2 separate regions of the Mus musculus genome follow, and region 1 is linked to region 2. The links are chromatin contacts, found by Hi-C or POLR2A ChIA-PET in ENCODE. All regions are on one chromosome and are shown on one strand. The core of a region is the stretch at or near the end of the contact, and the rest is flanking DNA. Distances in the headings are between cores, read along the strand shown. Region 1 holds the start of Cenpu (centromere protein U). Region 2 holds the start of Ankrd37 (ankyrin repeat domain 37).

Evidence for each region. A loop is a pair of places that touch in the nucleus more often than their neighbours do. ChIA-PET counts read pairs that join two places held with the same protein, here RNA polymerase II (POLR2A).
Region 1: a map of T-helper 17 cell shows a loop between it and region 2 (3-fold over the local background). The contact joins the promoter of Cenpu here to the promoter of Ankrd37 in region 2. A Hi-C loop is called at or near these places in 1 of 37 maps with a recorded cell type or tissue (T-helper 17 cell). POLR2A ChIA-PET finds 5 or more read pairs at or near these places in 1 of 5 experiments (Patski).

Annotation. Positions count from the first base shown.
Region 1 is chr8:46,549,707-46,553,432 of GRCm38, reverse strand. It overlaps Cenpu (centromere protein U), which reads right to left and starts at 1,364. Exons shown (of 13, transcript NM_027973.4): 1 at 1,306-1,364. The coding sequence starts at 1,346.
Region 2 is chr8:45,997,492-46,001,266 of GRCm38, reverse strand. Ankrd37 (ankyrin repeat domain 37) reads left to right here and starts at 1,417. Exons shown (of 5, transcript NM_001039562.1): 1 at 1,417-1,650; 2 at 1,864-2,016; 3 at 2,779-2,870; 4 at 3,447-3,653. The coding sequence starts at 1,624.

The sequences.
Region 1 (3,726 bases), core at 115-2,614, 550 kb before region 2:
CTCTGCTCTGCTCGCTCCGGTCAACTCCACTTGCTCAGTCCCTGCTGGCTCTAGCCCAAAGATTTAGGTATTATTATACACAAGTACATTGTAGCTGTCTTCAGACCCACCAGAATAGGGTGTCAGATCTCATTACGGGTGATTGTGAGCCACCATGTGGTTGCTGGGATTTGAACTCAGGACCTTCAGAAGAGCAGTCAGTGCTTTTACCTGCTGAGCCATCTCACCAGCCCCTCTACCTGTTTCTTGTGTGTGCTCCAAAACCAGAGAAATTCCCTTCTAGCTGTGGGCTGGAGTCCTGGAGCAGTTTCCAAACTCTACAGAAACCTCTTTCTTTCCTAAAGGAAATCTCTACAGTAACCATTTTATATAATCTTTGCTGTATGCATCCGTGTGTTTTAGGAGTGATAATGAACAGATTTCATAAATTCCAAGCCTCAAGATGTTGAAACAACAAAAACCACTGGTTTGGCAGATCAAGTTCTAAGCTCCTTTCCCTTGCTCAAAGGTGGTGGTGGCTCACGCCTTTCATCTCAGCACTTGGGAGGCTGAGGCAGGTGATCTCTAAGTTTATGGCCAGCCTGGTCTACAAGAGTTGAGTTCCAGGACAGCCAGGGCCACACAGAAAAATTCTGTCTCGAAAAACCAAAAAAGGTAAAAGCACAAACCAGCATGCCCTGATAAGCTCCTTTGCCCTTTTTAAATCTTCCTTCCCACTGCTCACCGAATGTGGATTCCCCCACCATCTGTGTCCTGTGGTAGCTACAAGCATCATCTTCCATAGGTAATCCTCCCACGGAAGACTTCCTACGCAGAGGAGACCTTTCTATCCAAATCTCTACCAGGCTTTGGATGCGCGCCAGACACGCCCAGAATATCCTTCGCCAGGAGTTGGTGGCGCTAACCTTTCGGGCCGCTTACTAACTTCTTTTCAGATGCACACCTCTTATATAATGAAAAGATCCATGAAGCACTCTGAATGTCCTTTAGGTATTTAGGCAAGGCCAGCCCAAGCTCTAAACAAGCAGCTGCCTGGTCCCTCGCTAGAGATTTCGTTTGGCTTCCGTGTTTTCTATTACGAAAACAGCTGCGTCTTAGAAATAAAAAGCAATGTCGACAGACCAGAAATGATTACTGTTAAATATTTGCTTGTCACATGAAAGCGACGCTGGTGTCTGAGTTCCCCTACCACACAGCTTGACTCCTGGCTCTAGGATTCGGGGCTGTGGGAATTGAGGCCGGGTCAGCGAGTCTCTGGGACGGGTTGAGCCCATCCTGGGCGGATTTCGGGGCGGCAGCACTTACCCCGGGTTCCCCGAGTATCTCAAACTTCTCCTTGCAGCCATCCTACCGTTCCCAAAGGCAGGGACTCCAAACTCGCGCCTAGCCGGTCTTGCTCTGAACAGCCAATCAGAGCCTAGTCCTCGCTATGCTCCGCCTTTTCCGGGGCGGGGCCAGAGAGCGTCCTGGGCGAGAGCACGATGAAATCCAGGCCTGGAAAACACCCAACAGCGGAGCGGAGTCCAAAGCAACCGGCTTAGCTGCTGCAGGCTGTCTCTCCCGCTCTCGCTCCGTTCCGTAAATTTAGAACTCCCCGGCCTCGTGGGCGGGTAAATGACCCGGAGCTGGTGTGGGTGTGGGTGGACCCGAGCCAGCCGCCAGCGGATCCAAAACTCCAGTGCTTCCGGGCGGGCTGTTAGTTGATGGACTACTGTCAAATCCTTCGCATTGCTAAATGCAGATGCCGCTTTTAGCTCCCTGTAGCAGCTCACTGTTGAACGCGACACGTTATTTGTCCTCCCTTCCAGGTCCTTCGTAAAGCGGGAAGGTCCCTTCTGGATCCATACTCACGATTCTTTTGTTTTTACATTTTTCTTGTGGTACAAAAGAATGAAAAATTGATTTAAAGGGATCAAAGATATAAGAAGTAAAAAAAACGGCCAAACTCAGAAGAAAACTGAATCAAGACGTTGGACTTGGCAATGAATTTTTTTTTAAGATTTATGTGTATCGATGCAAAATGTTATATATTTATTATATATACGCATATGTATGTATATATACACACACACACACGCATATATATATACACATCCGTGGTCCCAGTGGAGGTCAGAGGAGGGCATCAGATACCCTGAAACTGGAGTTACAGATAGTTATGAGGCTGGGAAACTCTGAGGTCTTTGGCAAGAGGCTCCAAATGGCTGAGTCATCTCTCCAGCTCCAACAATGATTTCTTGATTAACCTAAAACACAGTGGTAATGAGAAAGGCCAGAAATGGGGGTGATGGGAGAGATAGATGGTTGTGTAAAAAAGGTGGATGTATTTAAACACTTAAAATGACTGGAATAAAAAGCTGAAATGTCCAATTTTATGTTATAAATTTTATCACAATAAAAATATGAATACAAGCTAGGCAGTGGTGGTGCTTGCCTTTAGTCCTAGAGGCAGAAGCAGGTAGCATGGCCTACAGAGTGAGTTCCAGGACAGCCAGGCCTACACAAAGAAACCCTGTCTCCAACAAAGGGTATTTAACACTGTAAAAATAAAACATAGACACCTATATTACTGAATCAGAACATAAAATGTAACAGTTCTCTCAGACTCTTCCATGAATGGCCCTTTTCACAAACCATACGGTTTTTTTTATTTGTCTTTAGCATTTTTATGCTTTTCAGCCTCGATATGCCTCTGTGTATAATCATTGTATATTTCTATCTCTATAAATAACGTTTGGTAGGTTTTCTGCAAGTATCCTAACCAAAGCCATAATTTTTAAAGTGTCCACATCTGCATGCAGCTGTAGTTCATTCATGCTGCCTTTGGAATTCATTAAGTAACTATTTGCATCGCTTTTATTCCTCTGTGCTATGGGTACATCAATGTTTTCTATTTACTATTCCCGACAGCACATCACCAGGAATTCTTACGCACATCTTCCAGGGCACTTGTCTGTGAGTATCTAGGGTCAGTAGAGATACCATGTAAGATGTAGTCGTGGTCAGCTTTGCATGACACCAGGTTTTGTACATTGTTTTGTGAACTGTAGACTGTTTTCTTTACCCCTCCCTCCACTCTGCCTACTCAGTAAGTTCTAAAGAGTTTCACATCTCCTGTCTACTGAGATGAAACGCTTGTGTTTATGACGTGCGTTTCCCTCAAGGTTATTTCTGTTTCCTCGTCATCGAAAGGTGTGCGTCCTCAATTACCCAGAAACCATCTGGATGACTGCCAGAGGAGGGCAGATCACCTTGTGGGTATTGCAGGAAGTTCCTCATGGATGGGTAGAAACGGGCTTCCTGGAAGCATGGAAAACTGGCATACTATAGAGAGCAGAGGTAACTCCATTTTCTGGGAAGGGAGATGTGGATAAACCTTTTATGCTTTGGAGTTGGGGAAAAAAGAAACCACTCGGGTGCTCAAACAGGAAGGGGACTCCTCCCTCAGTGGAAACGAGCAAAACTCATCCAGATAGGTTTAAATCATTAAAGTTCTGAGTTTGTGTCACGGAGACGTCCAAGGATAGGATGCCTGTCACGCTGCTTTCTCTGTTTGATCCCAAGTTTCTAGAGGTCACTGGAGCTCTGAGGACATTGTCTTGACCTTTCATCAACCTTAACCTCAGGCTGGGTTCTATACCACCACCACTTCCACCACCTCCACCAGAACCAGCACCTGGATTTGCTCTGACCCGGGCACTGTTCTAAGTGTTTAATTTCTATCAG
Region 2 (3,775 bases), core at 168-2,667:
AAGAATTATATTGGTTAGTGAAAATTAATGGGTGAGAATTTTGTGACTTGTTGGGAAAACTGTGACTATGATAAACTTGCTGTTCTTTAAAACCATACTGGTTCAGATATCTTCTGTTACAACTATTGAAAAAGAATCCTCATTAAAACGGGAAGCCAAATATTTAAATAAAACTTCCTTAGGAGCTAAGATTTACAGGAAGAAGCACAACATAGACTATTTTAAGCGACACGGTCTTCTGTGTCAAGTAAACTCTACATGTTATTTGATGTCTAACCAGCTGTTAATAGTTTCTTACCTCTATGTTTCACCTGCTACCATTAACTTTAACTACAGTCAGAAGTCAACAGGGTTCATGAAAAGGAATTCAAACTTTGCAGTTATTACATTGTCATGAATTTTACCAGTAATGCCATGTTTGTTTTAAAATCTCACCCTAAATTATTGTTTCTTTTGGTCTGCTTCTCAGACTTTACTGACTTCAAGGCTTTGAGTAGTAGTATCCTGGGAAGAGTCCTTTTGTTCCTCAGGCTTATCTGATGCTCTAATTTGGGTTCTGGGTTTTGATGAAGCCCTTCTCATGTCCTAGCGCAGGGGTTCATGCTGTCAGCAGATCACATCACTAACATTAAATCACTTGGCTGCTTTCTTCACGGTAATCTTTTGTTCTTTCCTTTCCGTATTCTTATTATTCCTAATAACCGGAGTGAGGGCCATCCCCTTGGCAAACTCCTTGTATTTACTAGCTATTGCCGGAACCAGGACGGGTTTCGGACCCTCAGGGGACGTGTGACAATGGGTGGCTTATTTCACAGGAATTGCCACCTTGCTCACAAAGGCAACACTGACTGATAGGTAATTCACTGGGTTTGGGAGAGCATCTCCTATGGTAAACCCTCCGTCACAGTCTCATCGACATGCCCTCTAACGCCCCACCGCTGCATCCCCTTCCAAAGCATCCTGCGGCGCGCGCGGCGGCGGAGGACGTGGGGCAGGAGGAAGCACCTTCGGACCAAGCTGGAGGTGGAGGACGCGGGGCCTGCGGGGGTGGATGGGTGTGGGCTACTTCTGCTTCCCTCTTTTCCGGGCTACGTGCGTGCTCTCAGTCACAAAGCCATGCACCGGCGATTGCGGCTTCTCCAGAGGGCTAAAAGGGCTTGACTCCACCCAGCAGTACGTGCCTAGCTCGGCTCGCATCATGGCCGCCGCCAAAGCGCAAAGGCCAGGCCTTCCACCCTCTTCGCCCACCACCTTCACTGCGCACGCGTGCTGCGGCCGCCTGGGCTTCGCTCCCAACAGGGCGGACCCAGGGGGAGGTCGGCCTGGCCAATCAGCTGGCAGGCCGCGCAGCAGGCTCCGCCCCCTCCTCTTTTGCTTGGGGTTCCAGGCTGCACATGTCAGTGTTTGGGTACGTGAGGCCGCAGCGGGGCTGGGGACATCGCGCTGGGCAGAACCAGGCCGTGGGAACGCTCCCAGGCTGGGGAGCGGCGGGGAGGAGCCGCGGCCCTGCAGGTTCCCGAGAGCTTTAAATTCTCCCGAACTGGGGCAGTCCCTTGCATTCTTACCGGCCAGTGTTGCCTCTCTGAACTCCCGGGGACACTTGTCATCTGCTTTAGGTGGGCGATGCTGTTGCTTAGTTGCAACTTGGAGGTGAGACTCTCGCCCCTTTAAGTCCTGCAGGCTAGATCTCCCAGAGGTCTGTGTGTCTTAGGAGCTCTAACAAACGTGACAGTGACAAACTGCTGGGTTACCAAGTCAAACCTTGTCAGATCTTGTTTTCTTTTTTTTTCCGTGGAGGGGTGGATTTTCAGCTCAGAGGGCTCGAGCGGGACAGGACAGTGACAAGCTGTTCTTTTCCTGCAGGAGGATGACCTTAAGAGTTTGCTGGAGACAGGAGCATCAGTGAACGCACCTCCGGATCCCCAGGAGCAGTCGCCTGCTCACCTAGCTGCAGGTGGCGGCCTTGCGTGCTTTCTTCTCTGGCAGCTGCAAACAGGTGCTGACCTCAACCAACAGGTAACTAGGTAACCGATTGTTGCTATGTACAACCCTCTCCTCCACCCAGTGTCTGCACGGACATTTCCTAGATGTCCGTTTCAGTTGGTATAAACAGGCATATAGGAATTTCCAGGAGAAAAATACATACTGCAAGATGGTAACTTGGAACTTTTTAGTATCCACATTAATAAAACAAAAACAAGCCATGGGATTTCTTTTAATAATCTAATCCCAAATACTCTTTCAGTATGTAATTATATCAGCAATGATTTATGTGTATTTTATTTTGCTCTTGTACCACGGTTCCCAATTCAGTGTGTATTTTACTTTTATGGCATAGCTCAGTGAAGTCGAACCACATTTCAAATATATATATATAGCATGTATTTACTGTACTTTTAAAAGTACTTGCTATTGTCCAAGTTCCAGTCAACCAGGAAATAGTATGTGGGAAACATGCCCACCATCAATTCTTCCAGTAGTCTTCATCTTCATTAGAGTGTGACGAAGTTTTTAATTGTAAACCTTTGGCTTCTATAGAACTCTATAGTGTGCTGGCATTCCCTTAATTTTTTAATGTGTGCAAATATGATGGCATGTTTTTATTAATGGAAACTTTGTATTAGCACAGCAAGAGAACTTCATGAAAAATACAATTAGTGGAATAATCCAGTTGTTACAAGGTAGTTTTCACTGGCTCCCTCAAATAGCTGGTATTACTTTGCCCACTGGCTTCTACAGAATGTTAGGGAGACCCTAATGTGCAGTCTTGTCTTACAGGATGTCTTGGGAGAAACTCCACTCCACAAGGCAGCAAAGGTTGGAAGCCTGGACTGCCTGAGCCTCCTTGTGGCCAGTGATGTCCAGATTGGGTGAGTCTGAAATCAGTGGTCTGAGGCTTTGTGGTTTCTTGGATTAAATTAACCATACTCCTAATTATATATGATCTTAAAAATAATACTCGCCTAACTGGTAATATAATGTTATCCTTCCAGGAATTGAATATTATCAAATAGAGTAAGTGGAAACAGATGTTCGGCATCCAGAGGTGCAAGTCTTCATGGCATTCTACTACAGTTTTGGCTCAGGAAGACTTTTCCTATAGAAGTTCTCACTGGCTATCTACTGAACCATATAGTTAAATACAGTGAATTTGAACACCAAATATTCTTGTAGTTAGATTCTTTCAATAGTGAAATATGATAATGGAATAAAAATACGATAGACTGTCCATGATATGCGGTGTGCTAGTCACTGAGCATACAGTGAACAGAATTTAATTTCCTTGATCTTTCTTTGGCCCAATTCCGGTGTGATGTGTATGTATGTTCTCGAGAGTGTGAGACCTCTTTTATCCTGTTCCCTGTGTTGATATGTATTCCAATTTCCTCTACTAGAAAAATAATAAACAATAATTTTCACTTAACTCAATTTTTGTCTAATTTCAGCGTATGCAATAAGAATGGGCAGACAGCTGAAGATCTTGCTTGGTCATATGGCTTTCCAGAATGTGCCAGGTTTCTAACAATGATTAAATGTATGCAGACGGCAAGATCATCAGGTGAGCAACAGGAGCGTGACCCCCGTGCTCCTGTGCTGAGACAGAAGCGGAGTTTCAGGACTGTGGAGAGTGGAGTGATGAAGAGAAAGTGTTGGTGAGTGCCTCATGGTGTGGCCTGCTTTCTCCTTAGGATTGGCTCTCCTGGCAGACTTGATTGTTGCACTTAATGTTGGCACTCTGATCTAAGGTCCAGTATATTTTTGTTTTTTAAAATTT